4 separate regions of the Homo sapiens genome follow, and regions 2, 3 and 4 are each linked to region 1. A link is a loop called in an ENCODE intact Hi-C map of the cell type or tissue named here. Cell type or tissue: PC-3. All regions are shown on one strand.

What was found. A loop is a pair of places that touch in the nucleus more often than their neighbours do. Peaks named below come from ENCODE experiments on the same cell type or tissue, not always from the same donor. Only the 100,000 strongest peaks of a DNase experiment are listed, where the experiment ranks them.
Region 2: a loop joins it to region 1, with 8 times the contacts of the local background. A loop is called at or near these places in 2 of 110 quality-filtered maps.
Region 3: a loop joins it to region 1, with 4 times the contacts of the local background. A loop is called at or near these places in 17 of 110 quality-filtered maps.
Region 4: a loop joins it to region 1, with 5 times the contacts of the local background. A loop is called at or near these places in 7 of 110 quality-filtered maps.

The regions. Positions count from the first base shown.
Region 1 is chr3:100,895,412-100,903,411 of GRCh38, forward strand. It overlaps ABI3BP (ABI family member 3 binding protein), which reads right to left. Exons shown (of 68, transcript NM_001375547.2): 3 at 7,207-7,275; 4 at 3,351-3,483. Among named protein-coding and RNA genes, the nearest start is that of ABI3BP, 94 kb to the right of the region's middle. In PC-3, no CTCF peak of the experiment used is centred here; DNase peaks (open chromatin) are centred at 3,440, 4,210, 5,420 and 7,360; H3K4me3 peaks cover 3,552 bases; H3K27ac peaks cover 5,302 bases.
Region 2 is chr3:101,033,117-101,041,116 of GRCh38, forward strand. No RefSeq gene overlaps it. Among named protein-coding and RNA genes, the nearest start is that of ABI3BP, 44 kb to the left of the region's middle. In PC-3, no CTCF peak of the experiment used is centred here; DNase peaks (open chromatin) are centred at 3,325 and 3,775; H3K4me3 peaks cover 733 bases; H3K27ac peaks cover 1,918 bases.
Region 3 is chr3:101,377,089-101,385,088 of GRCh38, forward strand. All of the region lies in intron 6 of SENP7 (SUMO specific peptidase 7), which reads right to left. Among named protein-coding and RNA genes, the nearest start is that of IMPG2, 61 kb to the left of the region's middle. In PC-3, a CTCF peak has its summit at 4,945 (motif pointing left); a DNase peak (open chromatin) is centred at 4,943.
Region 4 is chr3:101,068,843-101,076,842 of GRCh38, forward strand. No RefSeq gene overlaps it. Among named protein-coding and RNA genes, the nearest start is that of ABI3BP, 79 kb to the left of the region's middle. In PC-3, CTCF peaks have their summits at 1,621 (motif pointing right) and 1,830; a DNase peak (open chromatin) is centred at 3,659; H3K4me3 peaks cover 524 bases; H3K27ac peaks cover 2,624 bases.

The sequences.
Region 1 (8,000 bases):
AAACAATGAGGGTTTTCTAACTGGAAACTTACTACCTAAGAGCTTTGATATACAAAGTCCATAGTCAAAATATAAAAACAAATTTCACTGTTATTTGCACAGGATAAATGAGGCTACACAAACCAATGTAAATCATTTTTTTAAAAAATCAGAGACTGTACAGAGGGAACCAAATATCAATGAATTAAAATGATACCAATTGGTGTTCCTGTAGCAAGCCAAGTGCATTCAGATTGCAATGGTTTTGTAAAAAGATACTCCTGAAGTAAAACTTTAGCTGTATTAATCTTCCAATTTTCAGAATATAACCATCATTTTTAGCTATTATTGCTTATGCTAACCTACTGGATTAGTCTAAATTATAAAAAAATTATGCATGAACATATGAGGGTAGATTTCTCCAAGTCTAGTCTGCTTCTAATTACACTAATTTGTAGTTCTGGCAGATTTATTTGGATGCTTCTAATATGTACAGTATTTCCAGGCTTTTAAATCGGGGCTATTATTTTTTTCCTCAAACATCACAAAGACTTTAAATGTCGGTTTATTAACTATGCTAATTAGGGAGAAAGGAAGCATGGGGAAATGAAATTTACTAGTACTCCAAATACTCCTTTTTAGTCATTACTGTTTAATTCTTCCCTTCAACTCATGTCCTAATGGTTCCCTACTTTGGTCAAGAATATCTTGCTTGTCATTATTGTATCTTTCAAAAGACTTTATTCAAAATGAAATTATCGATTTTGAATATTGTGATGTGATGTGCCTAATTCCATCTATTTGATAAGAGTAGAGCCAGGGTGCGTGTGCAAGGGGGTGAGGGTGAGGGTGAGATCCATGCATGGTCTGAATAGCTTGGGCCTTAGAGTCAACAGCCTGGGTTAGAATCCTAGCTCCATTAGGTCATCTGTCCTAACTTTCTCTATATTCATTATCTCCGGGTGCTGTCAAACCATGGCAACATCTATCAATTAGAATCGGTCATCAGATAGATTCTTTTACAGAAGTGTCAGTAGGACAAAGTGAAATTGGAGGAGAGGCTTGAGAGCGGGAGGAAGAAATTACTCCAAATTATGCTACACAAGTTTGCCAGGTTACTAAACCTATTGAAACAAGTAGTCCTACAGATTCATCAAGCAAGTTGAGTAACCCTTAAAATTGGGTTGCATTTTGCTGTAAGACTACAAAATTTCCTTTCTTCCTTCCTCTCTTCTCCCTTTCTCTCTCCATAACTTTATCAAGATAATTTTTAAAAAGAAAAAGAGCAATCCATAAGTGTTTATTTTCTCAGCATTAGTACCCCAGACCAATCCATTAGGAACCGGAATTATCACAAGGAGGCATGTTCTTTTGAGTCCATTTTCCAAACAAAATAAGTCATGGGATTAGTGGTGGGTGAAATAAAAAGTATTTCAGATTCTTTGAAGCATTTCAAAATTATTTTTCAAAAAATTGGGTTTTGGAAATATCTTCTACATGTTTTTCCAAGTATTCATCCCTTGAGAACCATGGGCATATGAAGGGAAATTTGATTTTTTTCTTGAGTCTAGATTTCCCAACGTCAGATGAAAGGTGATTTTGAGAACTTATAAACACTTTAAAAATTCCTTCATTTTAGTTTGATTTGGACAAATAAAAATAAATAAAACACTACAAAAAACATAAACATGGCCAAAAAGCACATTAAGAAGTATGCAATAGCCTTAGTGTAAGGGAAATACATATCAAAACTGTAATGAAAAACTACTACACTAGAATGGCTAAAATGAAAGATGCTGACAACACAAAATGCTGCTTTAGAATGTGGAGCAATCAGAGCTCTCCTACATTGCTTGTGGGAATGTAGATGGAAAAATTAGGCAAAAAATAATCAAATATACGTAATATACATCTTCCTATAACTCAGAAATTCCACTTATGTTTAAGAGAAATTAAAATGTCCACCAAAATTTTATGCGAAAATGTTTATACAGTCTGTATTCATATACATAAAAAAAAACAACATAATTCAGGTGCTCATTAGCAAGAGAATAAACTTTTGAATATTCACATAATAGACTATCACTCAGGAGTACAAAAAAGAATGAATTATTGATATCCGCAATGTCATGAATGAATCTCAATGCTCAGCGAAAGAAGACAGTCAGAAAACCCATACTATATGACTCCATTTATATGGAATTCTAGAGTAGGCAAAACTAATCTATGGTGATAGAAATCAAATCAATGGTTGTTTCTGGAGGAAAGTACTTTCTAGAGTGATAAAATTTTTCTGTTTCCTGATGGGTATTGGATACATGGTTATAGGCATTTGTCATAACTCAAACTGTACACTAATATTTATGCATTTTACTGTGTTTAAATTATACCTCAATAAATGTTTTTTATTCAAAAAGGAATAAGAAAACTTCTGAAATGTAAAAATCACTTTGAATGTATTTAAAATAGAAAACTTTAAAAATAAAATGCCTTGATTGAAGCTTGAAAATTTTGAATGCTTTTCTAGATGCAAGTTTCTGAGTTTTGAAGCTAATATAGTAAATATTTATAAGCAAACATCATTTTATAACCAACCTAGAAGTATGGTTCAGCATGTAGCACAGGGCCTAGTACATATCCATCCAATGCATCTAAATACATGCATCAAATGGTTGGATGGATAAATAGCAGTAGTTTAAAAATATACTTAGATTTTTCCCATTTGTTCTTCCAAAGAAAATGGTAGCTTCATTTCCAACTTGCTTTTCCTCTGCTTATATCTCTGCCTGTGTGTCTCTCCTCAGTTTTCTAAGCCAGTGATTCTCAAACTTCAGTGGGCATCAAAACCACCTGGAAGGCTTGTGAAAACACAAATGGCTGGGCCCCACCTTGAGAGTTTCTAACTCAGTGAGTCTGAGGGGGACCTGAGAATTTACCTTTTGACAAGTTCAAGACATGCTGATACTGCTTGCTTTGGGAACCACACTTTGAGAAGTATGATTTAAGAGCTTCAATTGTGAGATCAAAGATCCATCCTTTTCCAATCAACTTTCCAACTTTTAATTGTCTTTCCTAACTGCCTTTGGCCCCGCCTTCTGAGTTTCTAATTGCACTTATTACTGATACCACCCATTTGCTATTTGACTCATACTTCCTTGTATAATAGTTCATGATTTTTGAAAAAAATTACATGTATGTGTTTTCTATTCAGGTAGATAACCTTCTCAAGGGCAGGGCCCCTGACTTTGTTCCCCTCACACCTAGAACAGGCTGTACAGCTAAGAGGTGTTAAGTCAATGCTAACAGTCCTGATACTTACATATTCTTCTAAAGCATGTACAGATGCTATTAAAAGCAAATGCTAATATTACCTGTCATTGGGACAGTGACTTGGCAATGTCCAGTCATGGTGTGGGTTGATGAGGAAACCCCAGGACAGGAAGACCGAGCTCGGTGTCAGAGTGCCAACCACCAGCTGCAGAGGTTTGCGAGAACGAGTTTTACCTGTGGAGGTGGCATAGAGGTTAATAATTCAGGAGACATTTAGTAAGTTGCCATGATTCGGGTAAAATGCATTAAAGATGACTTGGCAAGATGATGCAAAATGTGAAAACATCAAGTTCCTTTCCTTTTCTATAGTCCACATTATTACTAATTTTTGCCCAGGAATTTAAATGTGAATCAAATACCTTTTTCAGATTTGTGTCTATGCATGTGTGCATATGCATATATGCATACACATGTATATGTATATTGTACATGTACACATATTAACAATATCCAGCTATACCTAGTTTTATTTTCTTGTGGGTCAGGGAAGGATATGGAGGTCTTAGCTGTGATGAGTGAAATAAACAAACACACATACACACACTTAATTTCTTTTACAGATAAAATGAAAGTATGTTTATTTTTTTCCCGGGACTGTGAATGAGTGTGAAATAACATCTAAGACAAGAAAATAAACCTTATTATCTAGATTGTAGGTTATAATCTTTTTTAACCTATTTAGAAGTGTAAAATCTCTTCATGTTATTGTAGTAAGTATATATTTTACAATGAGTATCTAAATGGAAAAGGCAAACACATTTTTTAACAATGATGGAAGAGTAGGGGTAACACAGGAAGCACAGTTGTTCTGATGGTGCCAACTGGATCTAAATAATGCCAAGAGTTATGCTAATAAATCACTGGAGATTGTGTTCAAGTACACAGAAGCAGGCACTTGCACTTTCAAAATTATCTGAAACTGCAGAAGTAGGGCAGCGAAAAACAGGAAGAACCTCAACCATGAAAACCAATGCTGACTCATTGAAAATAATTAGAGTAAATAAGATAAAAATCCGATAGAAAGCCTAATAAAACTACACAGAATATAAAACATACATACTCTGTATTGCTGTTGAATTCCCTCTTTTATTTCTTGAGACTATGAATGTTGTATTTGCTCTAGAAAGAACTTGTGCTGTCTAATGAAGTGGGAGCCAAATGGCAGAATGGCCTGCCACCTCTATTAAGGTAGGTAGGAGAGTGCCCCTTGCATGAGCCTATTGGTGGTCATCTGAATCAAATGCTCTTGAAAATTGTGTCAAGCTTGTTCCTTTTGTTAAATTTAAGTTCTGTAAGTTGTTATTCAAGCAAGAACCCTTCTTAGCACAGAATACACCTAACCTAGTGGTGGCAAATTGCCTCATTATAGGATAGTTGACTTTTAAAGATGTTTGAAATAAGTTTCAAAGATAGTTATCATTTACATGGTTGGAAACACGGGTTTATTCTTCTCTAACTTCTGCAGACCCAGCTGTAATTGTGCCTTATATGATGGTGATTTAAATTGTCATGTATGAGCTCCAATGAGGGCAGATTAGAATCTGCAGTGAAGGCAGGGAACACTTATAGTTTGAACAAGCCCTGGGATGATTGTGATCTTCCCTTTTCAATTCCTGAGTTGATTTTCACTAACGTGATGCAACGATCTCATTCACTTTGCAGATGAAAAATAAGGCACAGAGAAGTTTCAAGATTGTCCAAAGTCACATTAAGAGCAAAGTCAAAACTCAAGTCCTGGGTCTCCTCAATCACAATCTAGTTTTATTTTTATGATATCACTGTCTTGGCTCTCTATGTATAAAAATAATGCCATTTAGAGATGAAAGACATATTTTTCATGTAAGGAACCTAAGGCTTGTATGACCAAGGGAAACTAATGGTCTCCCAATTATTTGTATGACCAAATAACTATTTCACTAAGGTTGAATCTTAATATAAAAATAATTAAATAATTAAAATTTATGTGGCAGATACAAATATAGAATGAATGGAAGCTAATCCCTTAGTCATTACATTATTCCTAAATGCAGATAACAAAAACAAAATTATATCCGCTATCCAAAAAGAAAGGTGGGATGTTATATCCTGAGCAAGATGAAGCAATTTCCTGAGCTGGTCATAAAGTAAACAATAATTTCTAAGGCTAGTGTCATAGAATCCTCAAAATAAAATGAAGTTATAAAGTGCTAAGGCATGATCATTCTCTTGACATTCCTTACATAATTTTGTATATTTGTACTATGATCATATTTCTATCAAGAAACAGTTCAATGAGTATTCATCTGAAAACAGATTCCATGGAATCACACTGATGTTTCTTGAGTTTGTGGCTCAATATTTTTGAAGTACAGTCTTGAAATATTGAGAGTACATCTATTTTCAAGTGTGTGGAAAACTGTCTGGACAACTCTCACTAACAAGTTGTAAGGAGCGATTGGAATTTCCCTTTTGCTTTGGGATGATCTATGAGGCCAGGAAAAAGAATTAGTATTTTTCAAAATGCTTAACCATTCAATGCTGCTCTTAAAAGAAGTGGAAATCAGCAGAAAGAGGGGAGGGAATTGTGGCAACTAATTTCTGATTTAAGCTATTTAGTATAACTGAATAGCTGACTGTTCTTTCTCCCATTTTATTCCTCCAGAAAAATATAGCAAACAAACAAAAAGATCCTTTTATCGTGTGGTATCCAGTGTACCATAAAAGATGAACATGCTTTGGCAATAATTACTTGGAGATCATTCACATTAGAAAAATAAAAGCAGGCTGGGTGCAGTGGCTCACACCTGTAATCCCAGCACTTTGGGAGAGCGAGGTGGGGGTGGATCATGAGGTCAGGAGGTCGAGACTGTCCTGGCTAACACGGTGAAACCCCGTCTCTACTAAAAAATACAAAAAATTAGCCGGGCCTGGTGGTGGGCGCCTGTAGTCCCAGCTACTCGAGAGGCTGAGGCAGGAGAATGGCGTGAACCTGGGAGGCGGAGCTTGCAGTGAGCTGAGATTGCACCACTGCGCTCCAGTCTGGGCCACAGAGCAAGACTCCGTCTCAAAGAAAAAAAAAAAAAAGAAAAGCAAAATTTTGTGATCAACTCTATATAGAGTTAGGAAGATGCAACATCAGATAGAAAAAGCATATTCACAGCTTCTTCCTTATAGCAATGGTCAGCTATATTATTTGATCTGAGAAGAAGTTTTGGTAGTGAAATTAGACGACATAGAATTTTAATCTTTAGTTATGTAGAAAGTTTCTACTTACTTATTTATATATCCACTTTCCTGTTGCAAGTCTTCCTAGACCTGGAAACATGAGTGTTGCTATTATTTTTATTTTATGGAAGAAATCCTTCCTTTATTGAATTGAAGAGGTTAGAAGGGAGAGATAAGGAGTAAATAAAACCTACATGCTGATCTATTTAACACACATACATGAATTATCCTTTTAAAATGTAAACAGTCTCCTTAAGAAAAGGTGAGACATAAAATTTTGCCCTTAACATCTGAAAGGCACAATAGTGAGCATGAGTTCACACACTGTAAAATAGAAACAGGCTAATAGGAGCTAACCCCAAATGAGCACTGACTACAGGCCAGGCACTGTCCTTAACTCATTTAATCCTCAAGGACAACCCTATTATGCAGCAGAATCCAGGAGTAGAGAGGTTCAATAACTTATGTAATTCCCTGCAGTTTGCAAGTGGTGGCACCAGGAGAAAATCCCAAGCAGTCTCTACCACCAGGCTGTGTTACTTCTCCAAAAGGGTAAACTGTGGACCCAGGGCTGACACCTCCTCTACATTCTTAAAGCTTCTCAAGGCATTTGGTCTCCAGGGGTCCAAAAGAGATGAAAAGTCATGGTTCAAAGTTCATAAAAGAAAAAGAATTCAATGCAAAGGACTATACCTGAACATGACTTCTTTTGACTTGGAGGTGGAGCAGGTCGCACAACTATCAGATATTTCGGCTCTGCATCTGGAAGCAATAACATTATTTATCAGAAAAACCCTTTGAGAACCAGCATTGGAGGCAGCACACCCCTACCCTGATTCAGCATTCCCTGAGTCATCCTCCATAACCGCAGCTCCAGGGAGTGAGAGGACCCAATAATCCGAAAAGTTGACACTTCCTGAGAAGTTTATTAAGTCATTAAAATGAAAATTAAATCCAGATTTTCCAAACCAAATGGGCAAGGGTGAGGGAGAAGTCTTAAAATAATCATACTATACACAGATTTTAAACGCTGTCTTCATCAGTTCTTTTCTCTGCAAATATATATTTTAAAAAATCAGAGTATGTCCATTCTGTTACCCCATGCCTCAAGGAGAGCCAATCCCGATGCTCCAGGGAAGGAAAAATTCTACTTGCACAAGACACCGTGGGCCTCACCTGTATGAGCTAAAATCACTCCCTTTCATGGGAACAGGAATATTTATAACGCCCTTCCTAATTTGTATCCTGTTTATGTAATTTCTCAGCCTGTTTTCATAGCTAGTCATTTTTAATGAACAATTTCTAAACAGTCACAATTTATAAGTTGGTATAATTTTCATTTTAAATATATTTCAATGAAATGTACATAGGGAATCTCAGGATATTTAAGTTTTAAATAAAATTATATTAAATCAATCAGCATATGCTAACTCAATAAGGAGCTAATAATTTATCAAATAATTTTTTAAATATTGATGTCTGCAAGA
Region 2 (8,000 bases), 140 kb after region 1:
AAGATGAGATTCATTCCTCCAATAATAGCAAGCAGCCTTACCTAAAGTAATTAGCAAATACTTGCTCTGAAGACTGAGGGCTGATGAGGTTAGATTGCTTCCTTGGACATTTATAAAAATCACTAATGTGACAGAAATAAATTGAGACCTTGTTATAAAACTGAATGAAAATGAGAAAAAGATAAGCTATGAAGAGCTAACGTTTTAAAAAATCTCTCACAGTCAAAATAGGAGTTAATGTGAATTTAGAGTGCTACCTTGAGCCAATATGCCTGCCCTGACAGAAATGCAGATTCAATTCCTTGTAAGGAGGGTCTCCAGGTTGGGGAAAGGTGTGTCACCAAGTCACCTCAGCACGAGTATCTTAAATCTCTTCTTCACTCAGATTCCCTGTTCATCAATAATTATTCTGATTGTAATTTGATTTTCCTTTTCCAAGTCATTTTTCCTACCCTGTTTCCTCAAGTGAGTAACAGAACTCTGAGACGTTTGATCTTTTCATTTATAAATGTGTATCTGTGTGTGTGTGTGTGTGTGCGTGTGTGTGTGTGTGTTTAAATCATACACACAGTAGCAAAAGTCAATTCTGTGTGAGTCTGGCAGCATGAGGCAGCTGTCTCTAGACACCAATGCTTCCAGCCCAGCACACTATACAAAGACCATTGCTGAAACGCATTCTACGTAATGACAAAACGATCTGTAGACAATCCCTGGCAATGCCTTTCAAAACTTCCCTGCAACTGAGTACACATAAAGAAGTAAATCTGGACATAAATATATGTATTTGATCAAAAGGAAAAGATCCCAAGCAACTGCCATCTGCACATGCATCTCTCTCTCATTGATATTGAGGATGCTTTAGAATTAATATGTAGTCTAGGGAATCTCTCCTCTCTGCTTTCCCATGGAAATAGATACTTCCCGTGAAAACAGAGCCACTCCCTCTTTGGGGGAGAGGGAGTGGCTTCAGCTGTTAGCTTCTCTCTAAATCTCATCAAGTTCTACACCTTGCCATTGCTGCCTTTCTCACAACAATCATTCTGCTTGCACAGGATCAATTTCACCTTAGGACAGAATCACCAAATCTGAGTAATTATTGAACATTGTGGTCACTAATAGTTGACCCTAGAACACAGAGAGTTTTAAAAGTACACCAGAGGAAGCTATTTTATAATGCAACAGAAGTGCCGCTCACTTAACTTGGATAATTGAGGAGATAACTTTCATAATGCCCTAAAGATTGATATCCATGTTTTGTTTCACCCCCCAATTAAATGTATGTAACTATTTGTAAAGGGAGGAGAGAAAGTGAGAACAAAAGCAAGATCAAATGGGCAAACAGACGTCAAAGAAAATATGTACTTCCGCCAAAATTTGGGATTATAGTATCCCTCATCTAGGTGGCAGGTTTTGTTGCTACTGAGAGAATATGGTAAAGCTCTCCTTTTCCACTGAAGGTTCCCAAAGGCCTAGTATGATGAGCTGGGAGCCTGGCCTTAGCTGGTAGCACCTGCTACATACTCAGAATTTTCTAGTCTTTTTTTTTTTTTTTTTTTTTGCATCTGACAAAGGTCCAATATCTATCATCTATAAAGAATTAAATCAACAAACAAAAAACAACCCCATTAAAAAGTGGGAAAGGGACATGAACAGATAGTTTTCAAAAGAAGACATACAAGGGACCAACAAGCAAAGAAAAAATGCTCAGCATCACTAATCATTAGAGAACTGTACACCGAAACCACAGTGAGACACCATCTCACACCAGTCAGCATGGCTATGTTAAAAAGTCAAAAAATAACAGATGCTGGCGAGGTTGCAGAGAAAAGGGAATGTTTATACACTGCTGGTGGGAATGCAAATTAGTTTGGCCATTGTGAAAAGCAGTTTGGTGATTTCTCAAAAAACTCAAAGCAAAATTAACATTCAACCCAGCAATCTCATTATTGAGTATATGCCCAAAGAAATAAAAATCATTCTACCAAAAGGACACATGTACATGTATGTGCATCACAACACTATTAACAATAGCAAAGACACGGAATCAATCTAAATGCTCATCAATGGTGGACTGGAAAAAAAATGTGTTGCATATGCACCATGGAATACTACACAGCCATAAAAAATAATGATATCGGCCAGGCGTGGTGGCTCATGCCTGTAATCCCAGAACTTTGGGAGGCTGAGGCAGGTGGATCACCTGAGGTCGGGAGTCCGAGACCAGCCTGACCAACATGGAGAAACCCCGTCTCTACTAAAAATACAAAATTAGCCGGGTGTGGTGGCACATGCCTGTAATCCCAGCTACTCAGGAGGCTTAGACAGGAGAATCTCTTGAACCTGGGAGGTGGAGGTTGCAGTGAGCTGAGATCATGCCATTGCACTCCAGCCTAGGCAACAAGAGCGAAACTCCATCTCAAAAAAAAAAAGAAAAGATATCAAGTCCTTTGAAGCAACATGGATGAAGCTGGAGGCCAGTATCCTAAGCGAATTAACGCAGGAACAGAGCCCTCACTTATAAGTAGGAGCTGAACACTGAGTACACATAGACACAAAAAAAGGAACAACAGACACTGGGACCTACTTGATAGTGGAGAGAGAAAGGAGGGTGAGGATCAAAAATCTACCTATCAGGTACTATGCTTATTACCTGGGTGGCAAAATAATCTGTCCACCAAACCCCTGTGACATGCAATTTACCTATATAACAAACCTGCACATGTACCCCTGAACATAAAATAAAAGTTAAAAATCTAAGTGATTTTTTTTCTATTTGGCCTATAACACGTCCATCAGAAAACAGAATTACACTGATTTTTCCCTCTACATGTGTGTAACAAAATCTTTTAGGAATGTAAAAATCCAATGTCTCCCCCCCACCAATATTTTAGGATAAAATAGAAGCATTGAGAAAATGTGTCATACTTAACTGTAGTTTTGTGAATTTCAGAGCAGAAAGTAGGAGCTAAGTCAATTAGCACAACAGACAAATGTGAAGAAGAGAAAGAATAAAGTATAGCTAGATATAACACAGAAGAAAATCACTGAAATTTAATGTCAGTTATTTTATGCAACTCATTGTGCTCTTCCCACAGATACTGTCAGATCAAGGAGAAAAATAACAGAGTCACATCACTTCCTAAAAAAATAGTCCAATGTCTTGAATAATCAGAGATTCAGCATTCAGCTTCTAAGGAAGGATTGACTCTTCCTGATTCCTTGGGGATTAGTCTTAGTAACCACAGACAGAAGAACTCATAGCAATGAGCCAGGAAGAAATTTTTAAAATATTTTATTCTAGAACACACAAAAAGTGCAGCAGTGATCTCATGCTCATGGAATTCACTGGTCTTGCCACATTCCACACCATCCCGAAGCTGCTGGCTTGATAGGATGGTGGAATGGCCTTTTGAACACTCAGTTATAATACCAGTTAGATGGCAATACCTTGCAAGGCTTGTACAAGGCCCTCTGTATATGCTCTGAATCAGCATCCAATATATGGTGCTCTTTCTCTCAGAGCCAGAAGTCACAGGTCCAGGTAGCAAGGGGTGGAGATGGGAGAGGCACCATTTCCTATTTACACATAGTAACTCACAAACAAAATGTATGCTTCCTGTTCATTAGACTTTATGCTCTGTTGGCTTAGACGTCTTAGTCCCAGAGGTAAGAATACTTCCACCAGGAGATACAACAATACTTCCATTAAACTAGAAGTTAAGACTGCCACTTTGGGCTCCTCATGCCTCTGAGTCAACAGCCAAGAAGGGAGTTATGATGTTGGCTGGGGTGATTGATCCTGACTACCAAGGGTAAATAGGACTACTACTCCGCAATAGAAGGAAGAGAAGTCTGAAATACAGAAGATCCCTTAGGGCATCTTTTAGTATTACCATGCCCTGTGATTAACGTCAAGGAGAAACTACAACTACCCAATCCAGGCAGGATTACAAATGACCCAGACTGGTCAGGAATTAAGTTTTCGGTCACCCCACAGGTAAAGAGCCACAATGAGCTGAGGTCCTTGCTGAAGGCAAAGAAAATGCAGAATGGGTAGTAGCAGAAGGTAGTTATAAATACCAGTTACAACTACATGACCAGTTACAGAAATGAGAATTGTAATTTCATGAGTGTTTCCTCCTCATCTTGTTATGAATATATTTGGGTGTACATAGATATATATTAAGCAAACATATTTCCTTTATTTCTAATCTTATTTCCTTATCACATAACATGATATGTATTAACTTTATATCAGTATTTAACTATTGTTATTTTTACATCATAGTATTAAAGTGTAACTTGTAGGATATATGTGTATATATATGTAATTTTATATATACATACATATACATATGTAATTTTACATCATAGTATTCAAGCATAACTTGTAGGATATATGTGTGTGTGTGTGTGTGTGTGTGTGTGTGTGTGTATGTAACTTGTACATAGTATTCAAGTGTAACCTGTAGGATATCAGAAGAGAAAATGTCACTGAAAGACTTTACCTTCTCTTCTGAGGAAAGGATTAGTATTCCTTGTGTACGCAGGATCCTCGTATCCTGGTAGGTGGCATTACGGCCTGGTTTTTGTCTTTATTTGAAGGTTAGGAATGGTTTAAGGAGATTCATATGGGTGCCAAGCTTACAAGGAGTTAATTGTGATGGTTGATTTTATGTGTCAACTTGACTGAGCTAAGGAATACCCAGATTGCTGGCAAAACATTATTTCCCGGTGTGTCTGTGAGGGTGTTTCTGGAAGAGATTAGCATTTGAATAGGCAAACTGAGTAAAGAAGATTGCACTCACTAAGGTGGGTGGAGGTAATCCAATATGTAAATGGAACGTAAATATGGAAGAAGGGTGAATTTGCTTTTTTTCTTTGTTGGAACTGAGACATCCAAGTTCCTCTGCCTTTGGACATATATAATCCTGGTTCTCAGGCCTTCAGACTCAGACTGGGACTTACACCACCAGCTCCCTTTTTTCTCAGGCCTTTCGACTTGGAAGGAATTATACTACCAGCTTTCCTGGTTCTGCGCCTTGCATATGACAGACTGTGGGTCTTCTCAACCTCTATAATCACATAGGCCAATTCCTATAATAAATTTCCCCATATATATCTATATTATTGTGGGGATTCTTGGCCCCCATAATCACATAAGGCAATTCCTATAATAAATTTCGTCTTCCATATATCTATCTGTCTATCTATCTATCTGTCTATCTATCTATCATCTGTCTATCCTATTGGTTTTATTTCTCTGAGGAACCCTGACTAATATCCCAGGGTAAGAAATCTACAGAGATGTGAGAAATTTTTCCCTATTAAAAAAAAAAGCATCAGCTACTAAACAGCTGGTACAGAATTGAATGGATCCCTAAATCTTAGTAAGGTCTAAGTTCAATGAACTTGCAAAGAGAGAGAGAGAGTGAAACTAAAAGCATGACTACAGTTTGTGTGAGCAATAACTATTTTTGACATGTGGTGTGATGATGCTGTAGTAATCAGAGAAAATCTTGTTCACAAGCTTCCACCTGGATTTTTAAAACATTTCAATGGAAACAACCAAGTGTCAGTCTTTCAGCAGCTGACTGCTTGCATCACCTTTCTTTCTCCAGCAGTCTACTCTGGATCTTTCACTACCCCTTAGCAGCTCCTCCGGCATTGTGAAAAACATGGATGAAATTCAAATCAAGCCATTTTGCCTTCAACTGCCAGTTTGATAAGGCAAGAAAACGGACATATTGCAAACTTATTTTTATGGTAGTTATCCATAGAAGAATTGTAATTATCCCCACATTCATGGTAGTAACATCTGCTCATTACACCACTGTCCTTTTCCAACCATTATAGTTGCAATTCATCACTTCCTGAATGTGAAAGTAATAATCTCTCCCCAGAGGAAACCAAGGATTATTATTGCCATTCTTGGTTTGTTTAGACCAAGAAACGCAGCCAAACTCCAGTTTTTGCCTAAGGGTAAATCTTATGGGATTCATGAATATGAATTAAAAGTAGTGTGTGGTGAAGACTACAACAATCTCTAGTCTCCTGAGAGTAAAAGATGATTTGTTCCAAGTCAGTGACTACTTGTGACTTTCATATTCCCTTTAGCATTGCACAGCAAAAACAGCACTGGCTTGGGAGTTAGAGACCCAGGTTCTAACCCTGTCTCTGCTACTCCTCATGCCTCTTGCAGAAGTCATGTAATCTCTCCAGACCTTGTCTCTTTCTAAATTTTAATTTATACTCTAGCGAAGGTCTCTCCTAGCTGTGACCTTCTTTGAGTCCTTCCCTCTAGCAGCTCTATGCTTTCACTAACCAAATCTTGGAAAAGTGCCAGATTCAACTTTGGAGGCTTAAAGGTGATTGCAACCTTTGCCAAGTTGGGAATCACCTACAGCTGTTACTCTAGCCTTGAGCCTCTAGGGAGACAGTCAGTCAGAAAAGTTCCTTAATAACTAGGGCTAGCGCTTGGCTAAGCAGTCAGATAGGTGGAATTTGTGTTTTACACTCCTCCCAATTTCTATATCAGAGTACCCTTCATGCTAGGCAATTTTCTTATATCCTACAGAACCAGCCTTTAGCAGTCAACTAAACCATAGGATGTAGGTGGCCGATAAGCCTAAGGTAGGATTTCTTCTTAAAACTATGTTGGAACAGAAGATTCTTAGAGACTGAAAAAGACCCCACAGTGTTCCCAGCATGTGCCTCTCTTTTAGTCTTCCCTTCCACCCTTCCAGTTGCTGAGGCCCAATTCTTAAGTGCTATCCTGGGTTCCTCTTTCTATCATACCCTTCTTGTAGTCCACCAATAAATCCGCTCAGCTCCATTATTGAAGTAGATCCAAAATCCAACTATTCTTCATCATACCCATTATTATTATTCTAATCAAAGCCTTTGCATTTGAGGGGTAGTATATACAGAAATAAAGGATAAGCAAAGAGAAGCAGACTTGGTTTAATGCAGAAGTCAGTAGACATTAGAAAGAATTCATTTTCTGAGAAAGAATACCATATATATATATATATATATATATATATATATATATATATATATATATATATATATATAATTTTTTTTTAACAACTTAGCAGCCAGTACTGAGGGGATCATGCTTCTCATCTAGCTTTGGCAACAGCCTCCTAATCAGTCTTTCTGTTTCTGCCCATACCCCTGGGAAATCTATTTTCGTCCCAGCAGGCTGTTCTGCAATGGCTGCCAGAGTAAGCCAGTTAACAGGCAAATAAGATTATGGTTGAAACTCCCCCATAGCTTCCCATCTCTCTTGGATTCAAAGCCAAAATCTCATCCATTGTATACTTATCCCTGTGTACTGGCCCCCCTGACATCTCTGACCTCACCTCCTCCACTCACCTTACTCCCCCTGCTCCCCTGCACCAGCTCCCTCCTCATTCCTCAGATACACCAGGCATGCAGCTTAGGACCTTCATGCTTGCTGTCCTTGCTGCCTTGTCTGCTTGGAAACTCAGCCCTCGGGGACCTGCAAGGCTTGCTTCCTTGCGACATTCAGTCCACTATCTCTTCCAGAGACTTTTGCAAACCACATTATATAAGAGTGCACCACACACACACACACACACACACTTGCACACAAACACACGTTCTCTATCCCCTTATTGTTTTTTGTTGTTTCACTTTTCACACCTGATGTCATATATATTTGCTTATTAAAGGTTGAATGTCCCTTATCTGAAAATCCAAAATGCTGCAAAATATAAAACTTTTCAAGTACCAGTATGATGCTCAAATAAAATACTCATTGGAGCATTTCAGGTTTTGGATTTTCAGATTAAGGATGCTGAATCAGTAAGTATGATGCAAATGTCCCCAAATCACAAAAATCTGAAACCTGAAACACTTCTGGTCCCATGCATTTGAGATAAGCGATAATCAACCTACATCTCTTATTCTGTCCTCCTTCCCTCCATCAGAGCAGAGCTGCCTCTTGTTTGTTGTTGGACTTTTGCTGCTGG
Region 3 (8,000 bases), 480 kb after region 1:
TGGTAAACTTTTAATAAATGATAAACTAAGAGCATCAAAATAAAAAAGAGAAATTAAACCCAAAACTGCATCAAACGAAGTGCAATACACAGGAGTTCCCAGTCCAACATGAAAGGAGCTTGGAAGTTATCTATCCTAACGGGTAAAACTGAAAAATCAACAACTCTTCCTGGACGTGACAGAAAAGTGAAGTCACAGGATGAATGGCTGCCCCCAAAATGGGAGAAAGACAGCCAGGTGAATACAGAGAATCGCAACTTACTAAAGCAAAAACCCACAAGCAGAAACAGTCCCAGTAACTACTATTGGAGTATGAAGACCTAAACTGCAATTGACAAATTGCTGAGGGTTCAGTGTACATAAGTCTAAGAGTTAAAAATCCCAGAGGACTTAGTCATAAAGGGGGTCGCACACTTTTGTGAGTTTTATCTCCAGGAGTTCAACCAGGTTCTCACAGTGAATATCAGAAAAATCCCCTCATGGTTCAGCAGAGGAAGGAAAACATTTTCAAATATATCAGAGCATTCTGTTCTTAACAAGGCCTGCCCTCAAGAAAAACTATTTCACCAGAGCCTAAACTATGAGTTATTTTTTAGAGCCTAATCAAGCAGGGGAAATAAAAAATACCCAACTCTAGCTCCGTCTAGCATTCTGTGTGAGGAAAAGCAAGGAAAATACACAATTCCAAGACCATCTAGCTTTCCATGTGGGAGAAGGGAAATATCTAACTTCATTATATTCCAGGTATGCTGTTGCACCAAAGCATTCAGAAGAGAATGAGAAGCACTTGTAAAGTTAACAGGCCAAGGACAAAGGCTCATTAACGCCTGAGGTTGCAATTTTTTGAATTTTTGCAATCACAGCTTGGTGATAACCTTTAGCAGTAGGATATAAATAACTTCCACATGCCTAGCGTTCCAGTAATAGAACACTAAGCATAAATGGGTTAAAAGACTGAAACCTAACAGGACTACAGAATGCTTTTCTTCCTCTCACATCTTACCACCACATTCCTAAAGGTCTATTTACAGTAGTTGCTTTTATCTAGTACGTCATGTCCAACTATCCAAAAAAAAACAAAAAACAAAAAGAAAATTAAAAGCCACTCTAAAAGAAAAAAAACCACAGTTTGACAACAAGTATCAGAACCAGAACCAGACATGTCAGAGATGTTGAATTATCAGATTAGGAATTTAAAACAAATATGATCAACAGATAAAGTATACAGCATATAAGCACTTATGGGCAATGTTAGCAGAGAGAAAGTGTAATGAAGAATGAAAAAGAAATACTAAAGATCAAAACACTGTAACAGAAATGAACAATGCCTTGGATGGGCTCACTAGTAGACAGGATATGGAAAAGGAAAGAATCTCTGAACTTGAGTATATAGAAATAGAAAATTCCAACACAGGAAAGCAAAGAGAAAAAAAGACTAAAAAAACCCGTAACAGAATATTGAAGAAATGTGGGACAACTACAATAGGTGTAGCATAGGCATAATGGGAATATCATAAGAAGAAAGAGGTAAAGAAACAGAGGAAAAATGCAAAGCAATAATGCATGAGAATTTCCCCAAATTAATGTCAGACACCAAATCACAGACTGGCAAGTTCAGAGAACACCAAAGAGAATAAATGCCCAAAAAATAACACCTAGGCATATCATATTAAACTGCAAAAAAATCAAAGATTTAAAAACAGTTAATAAAATCCAGAAAAAAATAAGCCCTTAACTATAGAAAAACAAAGACAAGAATTGTATCTCATTTCTCAGAAACCATGCAAGTAAGAACACTGTGGAGTGAAATCTTTTAAGTGTTCAGAGAAAAAAAACCTACCAATAAATAAATAAAGTACAAAGTTGCAGGATTAATACTCTCTGATTTCAAAACTTTCTGTAAAGCTACGGTAATCAAAACAGTGTGGTACTAGTATAAAAACAGACACATAAACCAACAGAACAGAATAGAGATCCCAGAAATAAACCCTCAAATACATGGTCAAATGATTTTCAACAAGGGTACCAAGACCATTCAATGAGGAAAGGGCAGCCTTTTCAACAAATGATGCTGGAAAAACTGAATAGCCACATGCAAAACAATGAATCTGTACCCTTACCTAACACCATATACAATAATTAACACAAAATGGATCAGAGACCTAAGCATAAGGCATAAAGCTATTTTGAAAATTCTTGGAAGAAAACATAGGGGAAAATCTTCACATTAGATTTGTTAACATTTCTGAATATGACAACAAAAGCACAGTCAACTAAAGAAACAGATTACGTAGACTTCATCAGAGTAAAAAGGCAACCCACAGAATGAGACGAAATATTTGCAAATCCCATATCTATTAAGGGATCAGTATCCAGAATATATAAAGAAATCCTACAACTTACAAAAAAAATCCAATTCAAAAGCAGGCAAAGTACTTGAATAAACATTTCTCTAAAGAAGACATATAAATGGCCAACAACACGAAAAGATGTTCAATATCACTATTCATTAGGAAAATGAAAATCAAAATCACAATGAGATTCCACCTCACATGCATTAGGATGGTTATTATCAAAAAAACGAAAACAAGTATTGGCGAGATATGGAGTAACTGGAACCCTTGTGCACTGCTGGTGGCAATGTAACATGGTGCAGCCACTATGAATAATAGTATGATGTTTCCTCAAAAAGCTAAAAATAGATTGCCATATGATCCAGCACTTCTACTTCTGGATATATACCCAAAAGAACTTAAAGGAGAGATACAAACACACACTGAACACCCATGTTCATAATGGCATTACACACAATAGCCAAAATGTAGAAGCAACACCACTATCTATCAACAGATGAATAGAACAAAATTTAGTTGATACATAAAATGGAATATAGTCAGCCTTAAAAAGGAAGAACATTCTGACACATGCTGCAACATAGATGAACTTTTAAGACACTATGCTAAGCGAGATAAGTCAGTTAGCAAAGGACAAATACTGTGATTCCACTTATTTAAGGTACTTAGGGTCATGAAATAAATCATAGAAACTGAAAGTAGAATGGTGGCTGTCAGGGTTTAGGGGGAGAGAGGAATGAGGAGTTCCTGTTTCATAGATACAGAGTTTCAGTTTGGTAAAAATGAAAAAAGTTCTGAAAATGAATGGTGGTAATGGTTGTACAATAATGTGAATGTACTTAAAATAGATTAAAGTCCCTATTATTCAAAATGAGAACACAGATACTAATTAACTTTGGACTTTGATAGGTCTATCAAGTATATTATAATTTATAGAAAACTATTTAAAAATAGAAAGAGTCTAAATCTTCTAGAACGTAAAGCAAACCACCGCCCCCCCCCCCACACACACACACAAAACAAAACATAACTAATTTTTAAAATACAAGAATGGGTGGGGCACAGTGGTGCACACCTATAGTGTGCTACTTCGAAGGCTGACTTGAGGCCAGGAGTTCAAGGCTGTAGTGCACTATAATCATGCCTGTAAATAGCCACTGCACTCCAGCCTGGGCAACATAGCAAGACCTATCTCTAAAAAAAAAAAAAATACAAGAAAGGAAAAAAAGTCAAGCAGACCAAATAAAAAGCATAAAGAAAAATAGTAGTATAAAATATAAACAGACTATGCCTTATAGTTAAAAATAAATGTAGACTGAATGTAAAAAGAGAAGTATCCAGATACATACTATTTACTGGCAACACATATAAAATGAAAATGTCCAAAGGAGCATTGTTTATGAGAGAAAAAAAACTGGATACAATCCAAACTCCATCAATAAAAAGTAGGTAGATCTATTTTTAATATTAATACAATAAATACATAAGTAAAACTGGATGATCTCTAGCTCTATGCATCAACATGAATGAATCTCACAAAAATGTTAGGCAAAAAAAATGCATGCCATGTAATACATATTGTTCAGTAACCTGAATCATTTTTCTAAAGTTCACAATTATATAAAACTTAAAATTCAGAAAAGTGGTTAATTCTAAGGCGAATGCATGGGAATGGGACAGAATGGGCAAAGTGGGGAACACAGAAGGCTTCGGTGATGCTGATAATAGTCTATTTTTTAATAGAAGGTGAACATTTGGGTGTTTATTTTAACATTATGTTTTTTAACTTAAATGCATCTCATATATATTAGACCTGTGTTATAGTTCTACCTCTGCCACTTAATCTCTTTGAACCTCAAAAAGTTTCCACATTTATAAAATAGAAATATTAACTGCTCTCCTATCTATCTCATAGGCCTAAAGTAAAGATTAATATCAAAAGAGGATAGTGTGAAATGAATAAAAATAACACTATTTTTCATGATTATAATCATTTAATCCAGAAAAATATTTAGATGAAAGCATATCAAAATATTATCAATGCTTATTATTGAGGAATGGATTATGGGTAATATCAATTTCATACTTTTCTATATATCTCTTAATATAAATATGCATTATTGTTCAAATTAGGAAAAAGTTTAAATGTTTACATAAATTACATATAGATAATAATGAAATATTATTTTGAAAAGAGTGATAACCATATAATGCAAATGTTCAAGAGTTAACCGTGCAAATGAGTATCATTATTAGTAATTTTATTCAAAACTGACTAATGTTTCTAGCATAAAGGAGTTGAACTTAGGATATATGCACTATTTGTATCAGTGTTTTTCAAATTGCTAGTCAGAAGAAAATTTATGACATAAAACATAGAAGAGAAATTTTAAGTTAACAGGGGAAAATGATCTCAAAATAGAGTATCTTCTTTAGTGTTTATGTGGATTATTGTCATTACCAAATTACCAAAGGAAAGCTTAAAAAGAAAATCAACTGACATGAATATAGGAAACTATGACAGAGCTGGAATACATTAATAAAAATGAAACCTCCTCCACTTCCATTTAAAAGCTTTGGGCTCCCTCTGTTGGAAGTCTATATTAGAGTCTTGCAATTTAAAATAGCAATTTGATCCCTTTCACTCAAGGCTAATTACCAATCCCTGCTGAGTGGCTAGCTACAATAAAACCTTTATTACTTTTGTAAAACATAATTTTATGAAATATTTTTCTTCTTTTTTTTATTTTTAGGTACAGGGTCTCACTCTGTCACCCATGCTGGAGTGCAGTGGCTTGATCATCGCTCATTGTAACCTCTAACTCCTGGGCTCAAGCAACCTTCCAGCTTCAGCTTTCTTAGTAGATAGGACTACAGGCACACAGTACTGCACCTGACTAATTCTTTTTTTAAAAGTTTTTTGTAGAGACAGGGTCTTGCTATGCTTCCCAGGCTGATCTTGAACTCCTGACCTCAAGCCATCCTCCTATCTTGGCCTCCCAAAGCACTGAGATTACAGGTATGAGTCACCACACCCAAGCCTATTTTCTAATACAATTCGGTATATATTATTTGGAAATTAAATTAGACTTCTTTACATTAGCAGTTATAAAGTATTTCTAAAAATCCCAATGGGAAGTAAAATTTAAAAATACTAAAACATTCTGCTCAGTCTGACCTAAAAGGGAGTTCTTAATAAATATTTATAATGGAAGGGCAAAAAAAGAATCAGAACTTCAATTAGGAAAGTAATCTACAGACTTGTTCAGGAATTGATAGCTCATCTAAAGCAGTACAAATGAGAACAGTAGCTGGCTGACTTATCTCCATATTTGGGGTTAAAGAGGTCTTGCCAGGGATAAGCCAAAACACAGGAATTAAACACTAACATATTTTGCAAAATAAACTAAAAGTCTTCTATATCAAAGATACTATAAAGAAAGTGTAGTATAGCAAACTTGAAAAACAATTTACAATACATATTACAAAGAGTCAATACCTTTAATGAGAGTTTTTAAAATGAATAAGAGATGAGCACCCTAATAAGGACAAATACTAACAGAAACTCATATAAGAAATTTTTTAAAACATATTCACTAAAAATGATTAAGTTTGGATAATTGTCCCTGACCAAATCTCATAGTGAACTATATCCCCATGCTAGAGGTGAGGCCTGGTGAGAGGTGTTTAGGTCATGGGAGCAGATCCTTCAGGGCTTGGTGCCGTCTTCATGATAAGTGAGTGAGTTCTTGCTACATCTGGTTAAGAGTGTGTAGCAGCCTCCCCACTCTTTCTCTTGCTCCTGCTTTCACCATGTGATGTGCCTGCTCCCCCTTTGCTTTCCACTGATGGCAGCAGCAGCAGCCCATCTGGAGCAGCTGCTGCAAAGAGGCCGGCTGCAGTGGGGGAGGCACAGCCGGGACTGCAAATTCCACAGAGCTGGTGGGAGCTGGGAACAGGCAGAAGCCCCACCCTCCTTCCAAGTTGGAGGGGCGGGAGTCCTGCCTTCCCCAGCACTGCTGCAGCCACATAGCCACAGCTGCAAACCTGGGCATTCCTGTACTCTAAGGAGCCCAGGAAGGCCCCCATGCCCCCGCACACTCAGAAGTGTCTGCTCCCACTGCCCAGCCTCTCCACTCTCAGTGCCCACTCCAATTCTAGAGCAAAGTTGAGGCCAAGGCGAGGCACTGTCACAACCTGGCCAGGTGTACACATGCTCGGGTACACGCCAGCCCCCTGCCACCTCAGCCCCCTCTGGACTTTGGGGGCCAATGAGCACAGGAGGGAAGGGGATGCTGAGGGCAGCTCAGTGTGGGCCTGCAGGCACCCCTCAGCATGAACTGCCTGGGCACTGGGGATAGGAGGTTGATGGCAGTGGGAGGCAGACCAGTTCCTGGGCAGAAAGGGGAGTGTCCCCAGTGAAGCCCCTCCTTCAGGCCTGGGACAGCCTGAAGTCTGGGGCCCAGGCTCCCAGTTCCGTGGACCAGAGTGACAACTTATGGTGCTTTCTCCAGGCTGAGCCATGGCTGCCTATGGACCAATAAGCGTGCACTTCCTACCCTCCAAAGGCCATAAAAACCCCTGGACTCAGCCAGACTTGGGCAGATATCAGGACTACCTGCCTGCAGAGAGAAGCTACCCACTGTGGGTCCCCTCTCAGCTGAGAGCTGTATACTCGACAGGATCACCTGCCTGCAAATAGGAGCTATCCACTTCAGGTCTCCTGAGAGCTGTACTGTCACTCAATAAAACACCACTTTACCTTACTCACCCTCCAGTTGTCCACATACCTAATTCTTCCTGAACACAGGACAAGAATTCAGGACTTGCCAAGTGGCAGGACTGGAAGAGCTATAATACAAACAGGGCTAAAAAGGGTGCTACACACTCTTGCCACGTTGCGGGTGACTAGAAGAAGAGAAGACAGAAGGAAAGAAGAGCTGTGGCCCTTAAGGGAGCCCACCTAAGAGTTCCCCTAGCCAGGGCTGTGACACCCTCTTTGGGGCTCTGCAGTTCCTGGTGTCTCCAAGCTTCTGGGCACCACCTCAATCCCCAGTGCCAGCAGTGGAAGCCACTTGCAGTACGACTGGTCCAACTGCAGTCTTGTGGGAAGCCAGCACCCGTGCCAGCACCTGGAGCTGCCCGTCCCACCACAGCCGACATGCCTGGCTGTGCACAGTGGCCAGACCCAGCACTCACTCGCTCACACACCCCTCGCCACTCTGCACCTGGCTCGCCGTTGGCAGGTATGGAATCCGGGCCAGTAGTGGGAGCCAAGCACAGCCTGCCAGGCCAAGTGGGCAGAACAAGCCCAGCAGACCCAAGTAAAACTCAGGCAAAGAGGTCACCAGCTGGCGAAGCAACACCACAAGGATCCTGTGACATCACCACGATTGTAAGCTTCCTGAGGTCTCCCCAGAAGCAGATGCTGCTATGCTTCCTGTACAGTCTGTAGAACTGTGAGCCTATTAAACCTCATTTCTTACATACTACCCAGTATTGGGTATTTCACTAATAGCAGTGCAAGAATGGCCTAATACAAAAAATAAAAGACGAATGAAATGAAGACAATTTAATGAAAACAATTATATATTTTTGCCTACGGCTTATCAAAAAAAGTTTAATCGTAACACCTAATCTTGTTAG
Region 4 (8,000 bases), 170 kb after region 1:
CCACTTAGTCACAGAAAATATTTATGCCTCATCACCAAGTGTAAAATTTCTGGGTGGGGACATAACCTGAGCTAAGTAGCTGGAATATAAAACTGGCTATTTCTAATAGTAATCTCAAAAAAAAGGAGGCAAGTTGTTTATTTAATACTTATTTTGGCTATTACTTTATGCTTAAAAGTCCAATATAATTACATGTGATGCTAAACAAGAGTCATGTGTATCTGAGTATTGCATCATTGAGGGTAACTGCCACACCTCCCTATAGTTACAGGCTAATGTTCCTACCTAAAGCAAAATATTAAACTGATCCTCTACAATTCTTCTTATGTTGCAGGGTTTATCTAACATGCTTATGGACAGGGACAAGCATTAGGATTGAAAGAACCACTCCAAACACTATAAACAGAATATTAAAAATCTTATTGTTACCAAATAGGCAAAAGAAAAATAACATAAGCAAAGACTAGAGGTTTTCCAAAGTTTTCCTCAGTTATTTTATTCTTTGATTATAAGGCCATCTCAGGCTGTAATGTTTGGAATTTGGCCTGTTGGCCTCCAAAACCAAGGGCAAGCCATCTGGCTCCAAGCACAATGAGCTCCAATTATGGCACCATTGAATTTTTTTCTCTTTCTTTTTCCTTTGTGGATAAGACTAAGTTTTGCCATTTTGTTCTCAAGTTTCTAAGTTTTATTTTTGCTTTAGGACTCTCCCCACAGCAGCAATTCTTGCAATTACACGTTTATGTTCTGAACTCACAAGTAAATCCTATAAAAATACTCCCTTATCCCATGTTAATTACTCAAAAATCAAACCAAAGGAGCAAGTCCGTAGTAGCAAAGGGTTTTCTGCAAAGCAGAAGATACATGAAGGAATTCCTTACGGCTCCATCCTACTTTATAATCAGGGTGTGATTTTACAGCATTTAGAAAGAAATAAACAAAGGATACATCATTCTTTAAAACTTTATTTTGTCTCCTTATTTCCAAGAGTCAAATAACTACAGAACCATGAAAATTGACTCAACAAATCCTACAGCAACTCCTCTTTGTCAGGTCCCATGTTAGAACCAGAGTTTACAACACAGTATGAGAGAAGCGAGAACCTGCCATCATGGACTGTAAAGCCATAAAGTAAATAACAGAAATATAAATGACTTCATGTGTAAAGAGAAGTCATTAAGCAACCTTATTGCTCCAAATTCCATTGCTTTTTACCCTGCTCCCCAGCTCCTAAATTATCACACAAGATCATGTTCTCCCTCTCTCCCTCCTCCTCCCCTTCTGCTCTGTAGTTTAAAGCTCAACTTAACTTCTAATTCTTTAAACTCCATCCTGTTATCTTCTTTAGGGGCTGAATGGGCTGAATGGGAGAAGGGTGTGTGATTTCCTTGTGTATTGGTGAGGTGCAAAGAATGGAAACAAACTCTATCTTATTTAAGCAGGAAAAAAATGACATGAAAGGATATTGGAATTTCACATTCCTTGGGAAGTTAAACAAGCAGGAACAAAGGAAAGCTCTGCAGCCATGGCCACAGCCAGAGATGCAGCACAGAGCCTCCAGGTGAGGACACGCTGCCCCTACCCTGACACGTGCACCCAGCACCGGACCCACCACCAGAGGGCACTCCTGCTGCTGCCCTCCAGGAACTCCTCCCTATTTATGCCTCCGCAGCTTCTTTAACTCCAGATTTAAAAATTCCAGGCACTACATTAGATAGACCTAATTCCATGGGAGCTACAAAAGCAATTTCTGAGAATTTTCTGTTTCTACGGTGGTAAGGAATCTTCTGTGTCTATAGGGGGTGGACTCTGCTTCCCACCAAGACTTTTATGGCAGGGAATTTCCAAAATAGAGAAAAGGAGGTAAAATGCTGGAGACTTTTGCTTTTGCTTTTGTTTTTTTAATGACAAGCAGTCCCTCTTCCACAAATTTCTCAGGTAATTGTTCAGAAAATGTCTTGTGGACATATTCTCCTTTCCTGATTCCCATCTAAGGGAATTGGATTTTTATGGTCATCCCTAAGTAAATAGCCTGTCTAATTTCACAGAGAAGTCTAAACTTCCTGTTATCCAAATGCTACTCCCTGGGAGTCCTCTACCTTACCCAAGGCTGAAAGGACAGAATATTTTTTCTGGGTGATTTTCCCCACACAACCCTATCCACTACAAAATGGCCTCCACTTCACACTCAACTTCCTGCATTATTTTAAAATCTAGCTCAGGGCAAAAGTACACTGGGTTTCATTACTGTGTGAGATACCATCATCTTCCTCTTTCCTTCCTTTGTTGGCCCAAGAGCCGTGTCTAGTGTACTTTGAATTTTCCTTCTTTCATCAGGCCTCTGACCATTTTCCCTTCCATGAGTACAATTTCTAAGTAGTCATGATGTTACGTGCAGATAGATTCATCAAATAAGGAGAAGCCACCTAACACAAAGTCTAAGACTTTATAAAGTAAGCAGCAATGACCTTGGTTAATTCTAGAAAATAGTTGATGTCTGAGTTCCTCCGAGGTCTCCCAAGCCACCTGCTTTCCTCCCACATCTGATACTCCTCACCCCCAACCCCTTTTGCTTAATATCCTCCAGAAATAATCTGGAACTCAATAATACTAATAGGTGAATGATTGACACTAAAAGAAATCCATCTTTGAGAACTCCTCAAGTGCTTTAGGGCTTTTCTGAAAAATACTTTCCCTCCAACAGTGAAGATTCAAAACTAACCAAAGATCTCTGCATTTCCTTTTTCTATGTGTCCACAAATTATTTCTAATAAAAGGTCCAAGATAAGAATCAAACACCAATGACAGATATTTTGGATAAAATCTGTAATTCGATTATTGGTTGCTGAAATTTTGATTGACTTTTTCCCTCAGTCATGATTTTATTACAAACTTTCCCCAAAGAGTTACCAGCCCCTACAATTAAGAGTTACATACCAAGTTTACTTTAACAAAAAATCCTGAAACAAAAGTCACTGCGATTTCTGGCTAATTTTATCACTTAGGTGTATAATGCCCAATAACCTGATCCCCTCACTCAATACAATAGCCTAATTGACAGTACAAGCTCAGCCGGGCACGGTAACTCATGCGTGTAATCCCGGCACTTTGGGAGGCCAGAGTAGGAGGATTGCTTGATCTAAGGAGTTTGAGAACAGCCTGAGTAAAATAGTGAGACACTCAACTCTACAAAAAAACTAATAATAATTAGCTGGGTGTGGTGGTGCACACTTGTAGCCCCAGCTACTTGGGAGGCTGAGACAGGAGGATTGCTTGAGCCCAGGTGATTGTAGCTGCAGTGAGCTATGATCATATATCACCACACTCTAACCTGGGCAACAGAGCAAGACTTGGCCTCAAAAAATAAAATAAAAATGAAAAAGTACAAGTTCATATTCATGTTAGGACTTATTCTGATAACAAAATGCACTATCCTATCAAGAGGAACCCCACTGGTCTCATTAACATTATTTAGACAAAAATCTAAAGCCATTTATAAGCCTCGTCTACTAAACTATCAAAGTGAGGCCACTATGTTAGAAAAACACAGCTGAATTATTTATCTAACATTTCCTGGTATTTTACTTAATGAGTAAACTGTATGTTGATCTAATAAGAACAGGGAGTGGAATGGGGCGTATCATTTCTTGACTCAGACATTTTTTACAGCTAGCAGGAAACTAGATGTCATTTACTCCGGAGGTCTCAACCTGGCAGCCTGTTCTGCAATTGTGTTTTCTTTGTTTGGCAGTGTTTTGATTTAATCCGTTGCTTATATTAAACAGTATACTTCATATAAAAATGTCCAGTCTTTCACTTCTTTTTAAAAATTAGAATATCTGGCCCCATTTCTCATATTTATATAAGGTAAGCATCTTCTTATATGTAAAAGTCATCAGCTAATCCACTTTACTCATTTAAATTATCTGCATGAGTTTTAATTTTGAGGAGTACTGACAGAATCTCCACCATTACTCCTCCATCCTGCATTCTAAACAAATAAGCATCCTAAACAAGGTGTTAAAAAATCAGCCAACCAACCACTATGAAAAGGAATCATTGTTCTTGTTTTAATTAGGACTCAACACCAATTTGATAAAAAAAAAAAAAGTTCTACTCAGTATTGCTTCTCAATGTCACTAGGACATAACTACTTTCATTTTAAAGCTCAGGACAATCATCTCCTTTAATTTAATATTGTGAGGTTAGAGAAAAAGAACAGGGCAGGGTAGGAGAGAGAACTAATGATAAAATTGGATATAACTCTTAGATTTTTATTTGAAAGGCAAAAAAATAATCTTTACAGTGGCATGTGCTTATTTTCATGGTGTATCAAACAAAAGCAATAATTAGTTTTCTGAAAAGAACAACACAGGTTGCTGGAAATTAACTCTGTGTGTTTACCCTAATTAAGTTGGTGGTTAAAATTGCATATGTTAGTTGCTTTATTATTAGAAAGCTCAAATTAAAGAGAATGTAATTAAGTTGTTTGGCATTTTAAATAGGAAATGTATTAATTTTTCCACTTAGACTGATAAAGTAATTTTAAATTCTTAATAACCTGGTCTGATATGTCCAATTCAAATGACCAAGGGATTGCCAGAAAGCAGCCTGTTAGAGAGCAAAATAATCTAAGGAAAATAATCCCTTAGAATGTTTACCTAATAGCAAGTAACTTGTATGAAAGTTTACAAAACCTTAAATAACCCTCTTTTTAGACATTTCTAAATTCTTCTCCCAAATTATTATTTGTTTTAGCTTCCCAGATATATACATATATACATATTTAAGCGTACCAATCTAAAAATAAAGAATTAAGGAGCAATATTTCCCTCTCAAAATAAAAAAGTCTGTAATAAATTTGGGTTGTTAGGCTTAAACTGAACATTGCATCATAAACCTCTATGAGAGCAGACCCTGGTACATAATTTGTTGTACTTAATAACCAAAAAATATATGCACATGTGAATAAATGAATCCCCATGAAGAAAGTAAAAGCACATTAAGATGTCATTGATGGATCTTACTGTAGCTGTGATGTAATGTCTATATTATGCCTTATAACTACATTGTCAAGAGGTCTTAAAACTATTAATCATGAAAGACAAAATTATCAATTATTGATATGTTAATAACAGCATCAACTTTTGTTTTGCATTCCTGGTTAATTATGAGCATTATTATTATTACTGTAGCAGTTCTTTGTATCTACTATGGATCTTGTAATGTGCTATTATGAAAAGCAGAATAATGTCCAACCCCCAAGATGTCCACATTCTAATGTGAAACCTGTGAATATATCACCCTACATGGGAAAAGGGACTTTGCAATATGCCTAAGTGAAGGATTTTTAGATGGTAGGACTACCTGGATTATCCGGGTATCTTAGTCCATTTGTGCTGCTATATACCTGACACTAGGTAATTTATAAGAACAGAAGTTTATGCCTTACAGTTCTGCAGGCTCAGAAGTTCAGTATCAGTTCACTGTCTGGTGAGGGCTGCTCTCTGCTTCCAAGATGACACTTTGCTGCTGTGTCCAGAGGGGATAAATGCTGTGTCTTCATGTAGTGGAAGGGATGGAAGGGCCAAAAGAGTCTGGCTGGTTCCATCCACCCCTTTTATAAGAAACGAATATCATCTGTGAGGGCAGAACCTTCGTGTCTTAATCCTAACGGCCCCCATCTCTTACTATGATTGCACTGGAGAGTAAGTTTCAACATGCATTTATGAGGAGGCAAACATTCAAACCATAGCACTGGGTGAGCCCAATATAATCACAAATGTTCTTATAAGTAAAAGGCAGAGGGTCAGAATCAGAAAAGACAATGTGACAACAGAAGCAGAGTTCAGAGTCATATGGCCCCGAGCCAAGGAATGCAGGCAACCTCAAGAAACTGGAAAGGGCGAGGAAATGAATTCTCCCCTAGAGCCTCCAGAAGGAACACAGCCCTGAAGACCTGTTTTGGACTCTGATTTCCAGAAATAAAAAATAATACATTTGTGTTGTTTCAAGCTAACCAATTTTGTGATAATTTGTTATAGCAGCAATAGGAAACTAATACAGTTATGTACTGAGATATATTTAAAAATTGATTGGACATGAAAAATGTTAAGAGATAAATGGGGCATACCTAGCAAAGCTAAAATGAAGATGCTAATCAAAGACATGAACAGACCCAATATAAGCAACATGCTATGGGGAAATATCCAAGGTCTTCTGGAAAATCCATGAGCAACTGGGAAGAAAGGTCTTCTTGCTTCCTGCCAGCTCATCCTCATCTTATTCAAGGAAAGTAAAACAATTTGTTGTTTATGAAAGATCCACAGTTTTCTTTTTGTCTTTTCATTTTTCTCTTACATAAATCCTTTTTTTAAAATAGGTTAAATCGATCTACTATTGGTTCCCTTATAAATAGAGTGCTAATAATAATTATATGTTATTGAGTTATATTTCAGAAGTCTTTGATAAGTTCCAAGCAGATTTAAAATAAAAACTACCTTTTGAAATGTTGTGAAGAAAAGCCTATAAAAGGCTAGGTTAAAATGACATTCATCTGAGAAAAATTAGAATAAGCAACAAGCAAAAAACGTCAATGTGTCGCTGTCTCAGTTTTTGGTTCAAAGCTGAAACCAATCTTGGTAAAATGGAACAGAAAAGCAATCATATTAATGATATAAAATGCTAACCATTGAATAGATTAATTGGATATTTGATAAGCACTAAATATACATACACAATAGTTAAAAGGTTCCTCAAAGAATTATTAATGAATTATGTTCTGTCAACGAAATGTATAATTCTTTATTCTCTAAGGGCATTCAGTTTATGGATCTAACAATTTTTGAAGATCAACCTAAGGATATTTGAGTTGTCATGGAAATTCATAATAGCATCATCACGTAAGCCAACCTCTTCAATGTTGGTATCTTAATTCTACTCCAGTTTTTATAGAAGTATATGACTTAAAACTATAAAAATGAATGAAATCATGTCTTTTGCAGCCACATGGATGAAACTAGAAGCCATTAAGTGAAATAACTCAGAAACAGAAAGTCAAATACCACATGTTCTCACTTATAAGTGGAAGCTCAAAAATATGTATGCATGGACATAGAGAGTTGGACGGGTGGGAGGGTGGGAGCCGAGTGAGGGATGAGAAATTACTTAATGGATACAATGTACACTACTCAGATGATGGCTATATTAAAAGCCCAGACTACACAATATATCTATGTAACAAAATTGTACTTGTACTGTCTAAATCTATAAAAATTTTAAAAAGAAAAAGAAAAAACCCCCACAATTTTTTCATATCCAGTTTTTGTCCCAGCAAATTCAGTTTTCCTTCTTTTCTACTTTCCAACAGAAAATGAGGAAAAGACTAAGTTGCCCAAATCACACAACTAGTTAATAGCAAAAGCAAGTCTTCTGACTTTAATCTAGAACTCTTTATGTATTATCACCATAGCCCAAAACTGTGTAAGATAGAACACTGTGAAAAATACCACACATTATCAAACTATATCCCCAGTAAGAATTCAGGTCCTTGGGGGTCCAGGTTAAAGAGCTTCTCAGATCAGTCCTGTCCAGCTAGTCTGTATTTACCACCATGACTGACTCACTATATATTGGAGAAGGAGGTGAGACATATCTCTATTTCCATAAATAAGAAATATGGATTTTCCTTGTAAAGTTATACATATGTAAAATATAGACATTTGTCAATACCCTTTTTGGTTTCATACATGTATAAAAGTAATCCATTGCTGAAATCAGTACAGATGAGGATCTGATCTCTATGTAAGAAAGCCAAGGGACAATTTTTTTGTTTTGTTTTGTTTTGTTTTTATTATGATTATACTTTTAAGTTTTAGGATACATGTGCACAACGTGCAGGTTTGTTACATATGTATACATGTGCCATGTTGGTGTGCTGCACCCAGTAACTCGTCATTTAGCATTAGGTATATCTCCCAATGCTATCCCTCCCCCCTCCC